Regions from separate parts of the Homo sapiens genome. Here region 1 is linked to region 2. Evidence: chromatin loops called from intact Hi-C (ENCODE). Cell type or tissue: psoas muscle. All regions are shown on one strand.

Region 1 (2,500 bases), 160 kb before region 2:
CCCAAGCGCTGCATTCCCATCCTCTAAGCCCTCCCCAGCTGGAGCCTGTCACCTGAGGTTTTCCCACCCTCACTGAGCCTCAGTTTCTTCATCTGCACTATGGGTGTAAGCACCCTGGCCTCACTAGATGGTTGGAAGCTGGGCTTTGGGATCCAGGAACAATACCTGGGTATAGCCCCTTCCTGATGGAGAGATTCCTGTCTCATGAGGCACACATGATGCCTGCTGTGTCCCCCCAGGTGGCCAGGGATGGAGGTGGCCACAGACATACACCCTGGGCCACTCTCTGCCACTCTAGGGACCATAGTTCTTTCAAATCCAGAGCATCAGCCCTGCCCTGTGTGGCTCTCAAGGCCTGTTCCCGCTGCGTCTCCCCCAGTTATCAGACCAGGAGGGTTGCTGCAAGGCCAGGCCCATGCTTGGAGTCCTAGGAAGCGGGGAGCCCTGGGGCTCTGTCCCCTGAGTATGCCGAGAGCCTTTCTAAGAACCAGGACTTGGCAGGGGAGCACCCCAGGTGGCACTCCCTTTCCCAGAAGCCTTGGGAACTCCCAGGGTGGTAGCTTCAGAGCCCCAGCCCTTCCTTCACCCAGCCCTGGCAGAGGCCCATGGCCCCCTGCCAGCCTGATGGAGGTGGATGTGGCAGCCACCGCTGTGGTAAGGGTGAGAAGGGTGGGTTCTAAGGGACTCCTCCAAGCTCCTGAACCCTTTTCCTTCCCTTCAAGGAGATGTGAAAGCCCCAGCCTGGTCCCCATCCCACAGCTTAGGGCTTTGGCTCCCATAGTCCCAATCTAGGCAGGGCTGGCAGCAGGTGACTGGATGGTGCTGAGAAGGCAGGCAGAATGGGGGCGTGGGCCCTGGCAAGTGCACTCCTCAGCCAATCAGCGTCCTGCCCGGCTGGTGGATTCGGTTACAAGCCCAAGATCACCCCATACTCCAGCCTCTTTCCTCCTCCTCCCGCAGCTCCATTCATTGGTCCCGCCGCACCGGGCCTGCTGGGCTCCGCTTCCGTTCCACTGCTCAGCTGCCGCCTGGTGGGGCCACCAAGGGCAGGCATCCCAGGGGCTTTGTCTGACTGGACTGGGCCAGTGCAGAATGGGGGTTCAGGCAGGGCTGTTTGGGATGCTGGGCTTCCTGGGGGTGGCCCTGGGGGGCTCCCCTGCCCTCCGCTGGTACAGGACCTCCTGCCACTTGACCAAGGCCGTCCCTGGCAACCCACTGGGGTACCTGAGCTTCCTGGCCAAGGATGCTCAGGGACTGGCCCTGATCCATGCCCGCTGGGATGCGCATAGGAGGCTGCAGTCATGTAGCTGGGAGGATGAGCCGGAGCTCACCGCAGCCTACGGTGCTCTCTGTGCTCATGAGACTGCCTGGGGCTCCTTCATCCACACCCCCGGACCCGAGCTGCAGAGAGCACTGGCCACTCTTCAGAGTCAGTGGGAGGCATGCCGAGCGCTTGAGGAGAGTCCAGCAGGGGCCAGGAAGAAGCGAGCAGCAGGGCAGAGTGGAGTCCCTGGTGGAGGGCACCAGCGAGAGAAGAGAGGATGGACCATGCCTGGCACACTGTGGTGTGGAGTTGGAGATTCTGCTGGGAACTCCTCGGAGCTGGGTGAGCCATGAGGGGTGTGTGGGCTGGGGGGTCCGATCGGGGAAGCAAGGTTTCTTCAGCCCCAGCCCTTACTCTCCTAGGCTGTGTGTCCCTGGGGGAGTGACTTGACCATGGTGAACCTCAATTTCCTTATCTGTAAAGTGGGGGCAATCACGAATCTCATCATGGGGTGCTTAAATGAGGTCACGGTTGGGGAAAGTCTTATTCAAACCTGGGAGTCCTCATTAAATGCCATCCGAGGGACTGGGCAGGCTGGGGGAGGATCCAGGGTCAACTGAGCCAAAAAGCCATTACCCAGGAGGAGGCTTTGTGGGCACGGGGTGCCCAGTGGAATGGATGCTGAGACGAAAGGCCTGGGTTCAAATCCCAACTCAGCACATACAAGCTGAGCAAGTCACTTCCCCTCTCTGGACTTATTTCCTCACCTGTAAAATGAAGGTGATACCTCCCTTTCAGGGCTGGCTGTGAACCTGGATGTGGGAAGTGCCAGGCATGTGGGAAATGCTTAGTAAAGAGTGCTATTTTTTAGATGGTAATAAACATAGATGAATTTCTTGCACTATCAGTACAGATGTCTGTGCGTTTGTGTGCAGGGTTGGGGGAGGGCTTGGCACCTGAGTCAGAGTAGGTTGGCATCCTGGCGACACCTCCTTGTGCCAGTGAGAAAGGTTGCACCCTGCCTGTTTGCCATTCCATCATACACACATTCATAATTTTGGAGTTTTATTTGGGGCGTGGGCTTGGGAACTCTGGAGGCAGACTCCAATTCCCCTGAGGAAGACCTTTCCATGTATTTATGGGTGGGCTACCTGGCATTTAGAGTTGCCCAACAGAGGCTGCAGCTTGGCTTCTCTTTTCCAGCTTTGAAACTCTGAGAGTCCCACAGAAGGGAGA
Region 2 (2,500 bases):
GTAGAGAAGACTGCAGTGGGACAATAATAGAGGCAGTGAAACCACTAGAAAGGCATTATAGTACTTACAGCAACAGATATATGTTCCCTTGGACAAAGTGATAGAAGTGGAGATAGTTTTAAGGTATATATTTACATGCTAACACCAAGATCATTTAATGACTAACAGGGACTCTGGGAGAGAGGGAAGCTTCGAGAATAACTCTCATGTTCTGGTTTGAGAAACAGAGTAGAGGGTGGTGCCATTTACCAACAAAGGGAACACTGGAGAGCAGATTTTAAGGAAAAAATGAAGAGGTCAGCGTTTATTATGTTGGGTGAGAGTATCTTTGTGTTAATCAAGCAGTGGATATCAAGGTACAGGTGGGCATTCAGATCTGGAGCTCAAGACACATATCAAGGCCAAAGGTAGGAATCTGGAAATTATCAATATACAGTTAGAAACCAAGGCCATGGAAATGGATGAGATTTTTCAGAGTCTACAGGGCAAGAAGACTTAAAGATTAAGTCAGGAATCTGGGCAGGTGAAGACCTCTCACATTCCTCTCAGAAACTCATATACCTCTTACACATTATCCTCTGGGCTCACATGGCATGGGAAATGGGTAGTTTCCCAAAGGAAAGGTGAAGTGCTATTCTCAGAGGGGAAAAAGATAACACTGGGTAGGCAAACGTACACTATGTGGACATGCATTCTTCAACATGAACAATCTTAATACCTTCACTCAACATAATCCCCCCTAAAGGGAGATCTTCCTCTTAAAGGGAGATAACCTAAAATAATTTCTAGTTATAAGCCTAAGATTTCTGGGTGATGCTCATTCTTCTCTAGTTCTTAACCCCATCTTGATAATCTGCAACTTACGGATTTCCTGATATATTTAACCATCACCAACACACTCATACACATCAGTGAGGGGACACTACCACTAGAATGGCTCAGCTCCAATGGAGGAGAAATCTGATTGGATTAACTTGCATCATGCTCAAACTTCAGCCAGGAAATGTTAGGGCAGAATACTGTAATGAATAAAGAGGAGAGGGGGAAATAAAATAAGGCAACCTAAAAGATATGGGGTAGAGGCTACAGATCTTACTTCTCCAACAGGTTATGGGGCTATAACTGCTATTTATCTCTTCCTCTTTGACTATACTTTTTTGTTTAATTCAGTCAGGGATTTTTGACTAATAGGGTAACCCAAACCTTCATTCCTGAGATATTTCGAGGATTGGGATTCTCTAAATCTTCTGAATCTTCCCAGGTATCAGCACTCTATACAGTCTCTTTTCTGATTAATACCTTAACTCTCACAAAAGAGACGTTAGTAATGCTACAAATTCAACCAGCATTGTAATTTTGCAATTTGAATAATTAATCTCCAAGTACTAGTGTGGATTTAAGCACCGAGATTCATTTATCCTGGCCACAAAAAGGGCCTGTATTTTATTCTATGCCCACAGGTCAGTTTCTGGGTTTGAGCTGATGCCCTTCACTTTAAGACAGCTACCGGGGCCAGGGGCGGTAGCTCATGCCTGTAATCCCGGCACTTTGGGAGGCTGAGGTGGGCGGATCACTTGAGGTCAGGAGTTCAAAACCACCCTGGCCAACATCTCTACTAAAAATACAAAAATGAGTTCAGCATGATCGCGTGTGCCTGTAATCCCAGCTACTTGGGAGGCTGAGGCAGGAGAACCACTTGAACCCAGGAGGCAGAGGTTGCAGTGAGCTGAGATCGCACCATTGCACTCCAGCCTGGGCGTTGCAGCGAGACTCTGTCTCAAAGTATATATATATATATAAATAAAATTAAAAAAAATAAAATAGCTAATGCAATCAAAGTAACCATTCTAACTCAGTGGTCCTGGCCTGCTTTATCCACTTTATTTTTTTGAGACAGAATCTCACTCTGTCACCTAGGCTGGAGTGCAGTGGCACAATCTCAGCTCACTGCAAACACTGCTTCCCAGGTTCAAGAGATTCTCCTGCCTCAGCCTCCCAAGTAGCTGGGATTACAGGTACCCAACACCATGCTCAGCTAATTTTTTCTTTCTTTTTTTTTGAGATGGAGTCTTGCTCTGTTGCCCAGGCTAGAGTGCAACAGTGCGATCTTGGCTCACCACAACCTCTGCCTCCTGGGTTCAAGTCATTCTCCAGCCTCAGCCTCCCGAGTAGCTGGGATTACATGATTAACCATCATGCCTGGCTAATTTTTGTATTTTTGTAGAGACGGGGTTTCATCATGTGGCCAGGCTGGTCTTGAATTCCTTGACCTAAGGTGCTCCACCCACCTTGGTCTCCCAAAGTGCTGGGATTACAGGTGTGAGCCACTGTGCCCAGTCTATCCACTTTAAATTGTCCTATTGTCAACAATTACCTGGCCCTCCAAATTCTACTCTCAACAGGCACGATTCCAAATGACAAGAAATGATATCATTACTGTTTTGTCACCCTTAACTCGTAGATTTATCCTCCCAGGGACACAGAACAAGAGCTGGTGCCA

What was found. A loop is a pair of places that touch in the nucleus more often than their neighbours do. Peaks named below come from ENCODE experiments on the same cell type or tissue, not always from the same donor. Only the 100,000 strongest peaks of a DNase experiment are listed, where the experiment ranks them.
Region 1: a loop joins it to region 2, with 25 times the contacts of the local background. A loop is called at or near these places in 4 of 110 quality-filtered maps.

Annotation. Positions count from the first base shown.
Region 1 is chr22:31,138,947-31,141,446 of GRCh38, reverse strand. It overlaps PLA2G3 (phospholipase A2 group III), which reads left to right and starts at 939. Exons shown (of 7, transcript NM_015715.5): 1 at 939-1,606. The coding sequence starts at 1,093. RefSeq lists enhancers at 317-876, 877-1,435. In psoas muscle, no CTCF peak of the experiment used is centred here; no DNase peak of the experiment used is centred here; H3K27me3 peaks cover 419 bases.
Region 2 is chr22:30,980,499-30,982,998 of GRCh38, reverse strand. No RefSeq gene overlaps it. Among named protein-coding and RNA genes, the nearest start is that of TUG1, 12 kb to the right of the region's middle. In psoas muscle, no CTCF peak of the experiment used is centred here; no DNase peak of the experiment used is centred here.